Linked DNA regions of Homo sapiens: region 2 is linked to region 1. Evidence: chromatin contacts called from ENCODE Hi-C or POLR2A ChIA-PET data. All regions are on one chromosome and are shown on one strand. Each heading gives the region's core, a stretch centred on a gene start or an enhancer-like site at or near the end of the contact. The rest is flanking DNA. Distances are from core to core; before and after follow the strand shown.

Region 1 (3,841 bases), core at 848-3,347:
ATTCAGAGATCAGCTGGCTGATTTTCTAGCAAAGCAGCAGGATAAAAAGCTTCCACTTATTTCCCTCTCCTCCACCTAAGGGCATTACAGCCTCACCTAGCTCAGCTCTCTTGAGTGAGACTTACAATGTGCTATAATATGTCAAACTTTTTAACAGGTTCAGAATTGGTCTTTGGTCCATCAGACTGCTATCCAAGTCTGTCTATCCAAGTCTAATATCCAAGTCTATTTATAAGTATTACTAATAGAAAGTGAAATGGAAGTTTGTAGATAAGGTAACGTATCAAGGTATCTGTGATGCAATGCTGGCTAATTTTCAAAATTGTTCTTGCCTAAGATTTCTAAGATTTCAGCAGGTGAAATCACAGCTCCACAAAAGAGCTAAACCACCACCGACTACTTTGCTTGCATCACAGCCACTAACTTTGGAGATAGGATTAATCTAAAGCTGGAACAGACATATTGACCTGCTGCTATGGGTTAACCCACAAAACGCCAGTCACAAAATAGAGGTGATAGCATCCACGTTTATTCAGGCTCCTTGACAGAGGCAGGAGAATTCCAGAATGATGTGGTAGCTGCCCAGACCCCCACAAGGCACGCACAGCTCCTTTTTGAGACCTCACTTAGCATTCAACACAGGCAACTCCTCCACCAGCAGGAGTCCCTGGACAAATTCTTTACTGTGAGATTAGCTAGAATTGATACATTCACACAGCCAGCAGCATTTTTATAAATGAGCCATTTGTCGTTCTCCTCAATGTAACCTTCATTGTTACATCCAGAAAAGTTCTTTTCTAAAAACCATTATCCCCTACAGAGAATGGGCCACTCAAGACAGACCCTGAAAATATAATCTATTAATATCATGGGAATTAGAGTCATTTACACACAGAAGTCCTCTGCCCTCTGGCCAAGAGTCTGCCCGGTGATCCTGTCCAGGAGGGCTCTGGGCTGTGGTCTCCACAAATGCCACTGAGAGCTTCCCAAGAATGAATGTGGATCCGGGAAAGAATAAATGAGGCACATATTTAACAAGCTGTAAACACAGTTATCAGCCCAAAGGCTTAGGAAACCAGGGCAAGTCTGATGAAAATCAGGTGGCCATTAGGGAAGAGACTTATTTGTGAGGTCCCAGGCTTAGTTACGCACTTTGGAAGGCCTGTGGCAAACTGCAGGCCATGGTTAACTCTGGGAGGTAGGATGGGGCAAGGAGAGTCCTTTCATCAAGCACCCATCTGCACATGTGAATTTTTACCTCACGCAGGGGCTACTTAAAGAGTGACAGAACAACTGCCACCACAAGTACACGGCAAAGATAAAACGCTTCAGATCCTAAGCTCTGGTCTGGTTCCTCTTACAGAAAGAGTAGCACGCCTTATAGGGGAGGCCTCCCAGTTGCAGGATAAACTGAAGAATGAATCACGGTATGACGTACAAAATTGAAATGTAAATACCATCTAGGCTCAAGATAACTTTCTAATTAAAAAAAAAAAAAAAGTCAGGCAGATCACAGTTCTGATGTGAGGCCTCCTCTGGCAAGGGTGCTCTTTCTGGAAGTTTTTCATCTTGGGCAAGCAAAGGTGGGCAGCCTGCATGGCCAGAAAGGAAGACTGCTGGGGCCTGGGAGAGCCACAGCCCCGGAAGCCCAGGGAGCCAAGGGCTCTCTGTCTGCAGGAGAAAGGCTGACTTCTCAGGCAGCCCCCGAAGGCCCTAACGCAGCACAGAAGCCCCGACAAGGAGCAGAGGTCCAGGGAAGTGGAGTCTACTCAGTCCTGAGGCTGGACTGGATGAGGCTCTTCAGTGGCCTGTAGCAGGTGAAGACTTAAATATGAAACACAATTCCTTCAGCTCTTGCTATGAATTTTATATTAAGTTCTTCACACTTTTTTTTTTTTTTACTTAGTTGTTTTACTAAATGATAATTAGGTCACATCCCTGAATGAAAAAGTAACTTCTTTTCAAATCAGTTAATCCAAGTAGGGAAAACAAGCTGTTGGCACCCCAGGGCCATCATTCCCACACCATTAATCACCTTGTGTGAAGTAGCTGGATTCCAGGAATTACTAATCAGCATGAAATGCATAAACAGCCTTAGGAATGCTGGCCTCAAATGCTTAACGCAGTGGCGTGAGTCTTGGAGCTCAAGGAAAACTGTAAGATTCCCTCTTGCGTGTGCGCAGCCTCTGCTCTTCAGGATGGCTGGGGAAACTGAAAGCATTCACTGTGGCTCTAAAGCGCCCAGGTCATGACTGCGAGCTCACGTGGCTGAAGACAGGGAAACAGGGAATGTCTGCGGAGCCAAATGTTTGCCAACCTGATGATTTGTTATGAGCCATCCCAAGGTTGATCGGTATATGCAGTTTTTTTTAAACCTCTGTGGACGTGATAAATGTTGCCATCTACTTGAGTTCAATTGTGAGAACGTTCCATATGTCACAAAGCAAAGACCAAGGCCTGAGGAATACTGTGACTGAGAACTTGTCCTTGGGAAAACGGCTTGGCTAGGTTTCCCATGCTACTAATCGCCTTGCGAGGTGCTCGGCGTTTCGGGAACGGCCCGGCTCTGTGCAGCTCTGTGAGACACGTACCCTGGCTCTTGCATCCCAGCTGCCTGGCTAATACTCATGCCAGTCACAGAGAGGCAAATCCTCTAACCGGGAATGTTCCCTCCCAGAGAACCAGCTGTCGTTACAGTAGAGCTCGTCCATCTTCCGTCCTTGGACAGACAGAGGGTTGTGCATGCGTTAGTGAGCTCCTTACTCACTACTGTGAACACTGGCCCACTTGGCAGACCTGGGTCTGAGTGTCTGGACCCCACCCCGCCACGTGCTTCTATCACACATGGCCCGCAGTGGAAGCTCACGGGTCCATCTCCACTTTCGTGGGTAATCGCTAAAAACTAGTGTTGGAAGAAGCAGGAGGCAAAGGGAAATGACAATAAAATATGCTGAATGTAAGGTTCCAGCTGAGTGACTTCACGTTATTTTCCACCCTGACAGTAACATTTTCTATGACTGTTGTTTAGAAAACCAGATGTGCGAGGTTTTCTCCTTGTCCAGAGCATCTGCGTGAATGCGTGGGAAACACGTTTTCTTAGACGCAGCAGGTTTGTGGCGAGGTGGGAACAGTGGCCATCAGTGGCAATATTATGGGAGGTAAGCACAGATGCTTTATGGGATTGAATGACAACATTTCTTTTCAAAAAGTAAAATTAGTAGATTGTAAAGCATTATTTGCAAAGTAGCATTTTCATTTCTAACTAGATTATTGCTGGAAAACTCATTCCATGACCTAAATTCTCCCCATGGACACTGGCATAATGGCATACTTTCTGATGGCTGTGAATAAAAGTTCCTTTGCAAGTATCATCTCCTCCTTGAGTCATGTTATTCAGGGAGAATGAAGTGGGGACAGGTGTACATAGGAAACAGCTGTTTAGGTGTGAAAATCTGATTGTACAGAGAGGGAGCAGGGGGAACCCAAATTCCCCTCAGCCTGCACTCAGAAGGTTGCCGCCTGTCCTCATCTGGATCTGAGCCAGGGCTCTGGCGACAGCGTGCTCCCATTAGAGCTCCCAGAGGCTCTGGGCTTCGGGAGCCTGGGCCAGGGAGGAGCAGCAGTTGTGGCGTCCAGTGCAGAGGGAGTGCCCCAGAGTGTCTGTGGCTGAGAGGCTAGAGCCGCGCCCATATGACTGCCGCATCCCCGTGGCCACCTGCCCCTGCGCCCTCAGCCCTGAACGCAGGCTTCCTAGGGCAGGGGCATCCAGCTGTACTCCAGGAGCCCCCTGAGCAGCTTTATTATTATTAATACATAATAAAGTTGGGTTAGAGGGGACTCA
Region 2 (4,052 bases), core at 277-2,776, 35 kb before region 1:
TACCCTTCAAATTGTCAGTGTATCTTTATTCTTCTTGGATGTGGGACAAGAGTTCAGGAACTGCCAAACATGGGTATAAGCTATAACACAGGTGGGCTTAGTGGGTGGGGTACCTCCAGTGGCAGGCCCGGGGTTGAATGAGACACGGGCAGCAGGGGGGCATCTCTGGCCATGGAGGTCCCTGGTTGGCAAAGTGGCTGAGAAAAATCCTGTGTCAGATGAACCTTGATAACTTTATGCTAACTGAGGCTGGGCACAGTGGCTCACGCCTTAATCCCAGCACTTTCGGAGGCCAAGGCGGGTGGATCACGAGGTCAGGAGTTCAAGACCAGCCTGGCCAAGATGGTGAAACCCCGTCTCTACTAAAAATACAAAAAATTAGCTGGGCGTGGTGGCAGGCACCTGTAATCCCAGCTACTCAGGAGGCTGAGGCAGGGGAACCGCTTGAACTCAGAGGGCAGAGGTTGCAGTGAGCCAAGATCGCACCACTGCACTCCAGCCTGGGCAACATAGTGAGACTCCAACTCAAAAACAAAAAACAAAAAACAAAACTTTATGCTAATTGAAAGAAGCCAGACACAAAAAGCCACATGATACATGATTCCATTTACATGAACTATCCTGAATAGGCAAATCCATGGAGACAGAATTAGATGAGTGGGTGCCAGGGGCTGGGTGCAGTGACTGCTTAATGCATATGGGGTTTCCTTTCAGGTGATGACAATATTCTGTAAGTAGATAGTGGTAGTGACTGCACAACATTGTGAATATACTAAATGCCACTGAATTGTACACTTTGAAATGGCAAGAATGATAAATGTTACGGGTATTTTACCACAGTTTAAAACAGTGAACTGGAAAATAGAAAATGGTAGTTGTACTTCTTAGTTGCTTTTTAAACAAAATAAATAAGCATAACTCTATCATGCTTAATAAAGTGCAGAGATCTAATGTACAACATAAGGACTATAGCTAATAATATTGTATTTGGGATTTTTGCTAAAAGAGTAAATTTTAGGTGCTCTTGCCATAGCTATGTGAGATGTTAATATGTTAATTGCCTTGACTATAGTAGTCATTTTACTCTGTATATGCATATCAAAACATCATGTACACCTTAAATATATACAATTAAAAACAAATTAAATTTAAAAAATAAGGAGTTTGTAAACATTACATTCATTGTATAGGAACAAAAAGGGTGAAACAAATGTATTACATAAGAATTACAGGCCATTCTACAGGAAAAAAGGTTGAAGCAAATGTGTTTAAGAAATAGAATTACGATGTACACAGATATAAAAAATAGATGCATAATACTGAAAACGCTGACATGTTACCTCCTGATAAGAAGAGAGGGTGAAATGTGGCCACTATTGCCCAATTTGGCTGCAGTTGGACAAGAAATGTCTCTGGGCTGGTGGTGCTGGCTGTTACCCAGGAGGCAGGGCACGCCTGACGTGTGGTCTGTGGCTATGTTTGAGGAATCTTCTGCTGCTTTCTTTAGGGCATAAAAGCAACTGGCACATTCATGGCAGCTCATGAAGCCATTCCCTTCAGGCAGCTGCTCCCCTTTCACACCATGTGTGACCCACATAGCAGCCTTGGCATTCATCTGGACAGTGGTGTGGAAAATGATTTCATCCTACTGTCTTGCCTGGCCTTTAACAGTTGGAGTGCTTCCACCCTAGACTTAAGAATACACATGTCCAACTTTTAGAAAATAAGATGTGAGAAGAAGTTCCCAGACGGCTTTTCAAGGCACTGGTGCTGCCAGATGTGGCTTTTTTGATGAAAGTTCTGCTCCCAGCCTGGTTTCTGCATCACTGCCCAATGCGACCTGTGTCTATTACTGCCCCTCACACCTCTGCTCCTCCCACCTCCCACTTGCTTCTCCTCCTGCACATTGGAATGCTTCCCGTACTGCCAAGCCTAACTCAAGCCCTACTGTACTTAGAATTTCTACCACACCATTTTTCATTTTATTGTTATTGTGCCTGGGAATGTTATCTCTTCCAACCAGTTGGCAAGTTCTGTGGTGCTCAGAGCTTTTTCCTTGCAATTTTGGGGTGTCCCACAGTGGTATACGCCTTTACTGCCTTTCTGACGCCCTCTATTCTAATCGTACCCTGCTTTTCCTTTGCTGGGTCTTCCCGTCACCACGATTGGCTCAGAGCCAGACATGAGACTTAATCCCTACCAAATGAGAATCATCGGTCCTGGGCTTTCACTGGAGCTCCTGGTAAGAGATCCCCTTTCTCTAGGAGTTGCTAAACTAATAGCAGCAGCTAGGGACCATTGTTGCCAATTTTTGTGATGCTTGTCTGAGTATAAAGCCATACAGAGTAGACAGAGTTAGGAGACTGAGCAAAGTCCTGATGGCACGGTTTGAGGCTCTCAGTCGTGACAGCCACAACTTCCCTTCTTGTTGGTGGCTGGTTGCTTCCAATTGAAGGAATACCAATGTACCTCTCAGCATTTGCAATCTGCACAGAATAGGCAATGAATATTTACTGACCTGCTGATTGTTTGTTTGCAGGTATATCTAGAGTGATAAAGTGAAATATTTATATTTTGCATTTATTGGAAGTTTTTATTGGCCAGGCACGGTGGCTTATGCCTGTAATCCCCGCACTTTGGGAGGCCGAGGCAGACAGATCCTCTGAGGTCGGGAGTTCGAGACCAGCCTGACCAACATGGAGAAACCCCATCTCTACTAAAAATACAAAATTAGCTGGGCGTGGTGGCACATGCCTGTAATCCCAGCTACTTGGGAGGCTGAGGCAGGAGAATCTCTTGAACCCAGAAGGCGGAGGTTGTGGTGAACTGAGATCACGCCATTGCACTCCAGTTGGGGCAACAAGAACGAAACTCCATCTCAAAAAAAAGTTTTTAAGCTGGGCATGGTGGCTCACGCCTGTAATCCCAGCACTTTGGGAGGCGGAGGCAGGTGGATCACGAGGTCAGGAGATCAAGACTATCCTGGCTAACAGAGTGAAACCCCGTCTCTACTAAAAAAAAAAAAATACAAAAAATTAGCTGGGCGTGGTGGCTGGCGCCTGTAGTCCCAGCTACTCGGGAGGCTGAGGCAGGAGAATGGCGTGAACCCGGGAGGCGGAGCTTGCAGTGAGCCGAGATGGCGCCACTGCACTCCAGCCTGGGCAACAGAGTGAGACTCCACCTCAAAAAAAAAAAAAAGTTTTTATTGTGGTAAAATCTATAGGCCATTTATCATTTTAACCATTTTTAAGTGTACAACTCAGTGGCATCAAGTATATTCACTGTGCACCATCACCACTGCCCATTTCCAGGACTCTTTCATCATCCTGAACTGACACTGTGTACCCATTACACACCAATTCCCCATTCCCTCCTCAACCCTTGATAACCACTGTTTTCCTTTCTCTCTTTGACTCTGACTACTCTTGATATATAAACGAGATACATGGAACCAAACAATAATTGCCATTTTGTGGTTGGCTTATTTCACTTAGAATAATGTCCTCAAGGTTCATCCATGTTGTAGTACGTCAGAATTTACCTTTTTTAGGGCTGAATAGTATCCCTTTATATGTATATACCACATTTTGTTGATCCATTCATCTGTCAATGGACAACTGAAGTGTTTCCACCTTTTGGCTATTATGAATAATGCTGCTATGAACATAGGTGTGCAAACACCTGTTTGAGTCCCTACTTTTGGTCCTTTTGGGTGTATACCCAGAAGTGGAATCCCTGGATCCTATGGTAATTTTATGTTTAACTTTTTGAGGAAGTCATACTGTCTTCCACAGCAGCTGGGCCATTTTACTTTCCCACCAACAGTGCTCAAGGGTTCCAATTTCTCCACATCCTTGCCAACACTTGTTGGTTTTTATTTTTTGAAAATATTTCAGTTTAAGGATGAAGCTGTGGTAATGCTAGGATAGCCTATTACATTAGCAGCTCATCTATATAAGAAGAAAATTGTTGGGTTAATGAAGCACTAAATGAAATACTAAAGCCAGAAGCTTCAGCCTGAAATCATTCTTTTTGGGCTCTTCAGTAGCATC

What was found. A loop is a pair of places that touch in the nucleus more often than their neighbours do. ChIA-PET counts read pairs that join two places held with the same protein, here RNA polymerase II (POLR2A). Pooled maps may share reads with other maps.
Region 2: a loop to region 1 is called in a map of DLD1, with 10 times the contacts of the local background. The contact joins two enhancer-like sites. A Hi-C loop is called at or near these places in 4 of 168 maps with a recorded cell type or tissue (DLD1, PC-9, Right ventricle myocardium superior and 1 more), 1 of 37 single-sample maps with no recorded cell type and 1 of 50 pooled maps. POLR2A ChIA-PET finds 5 or more read pairs at or near these places in 7 of 52 experiments (A673, AG04450, HEK293 and 4 more).

What each region holds. Positions count from the first base shown.
Region 1 is chr18:8,798,972-8,802,812 of GRCh38, reverse strand. All of the region lies in intron 9 of MTCL1 (microtubule crosslinking factor 1), which reads right to left. Among named protein-coding and RNA genes, the nearest start is that of GACAT2, 93 kb to the right of the region's middle. RefSeq lists an enhancer at 1,436-2,635. Within about 2 kb of position 2,097, at least 15 of the 41 ENCODE cell types and tissues checked have a DNase peak (open chromatin) inside an H3K27ac peak, as active enhancers do.
Region 2 is chr18:8,833,190-8,837,241 of GRCh38, reverse strand. No RefSeq gene overlaps it. Among named protein-coding and RNA genes, the nearest start is that of GACAT2, 130 kb to the right of the region's middle. Within about 2 kb of position 1,526, at least 2 of the 41 ENCODE cell types and tissues checked have a DNase peak (open chromatin) inside an H3K27ac peak, as active enhancers do.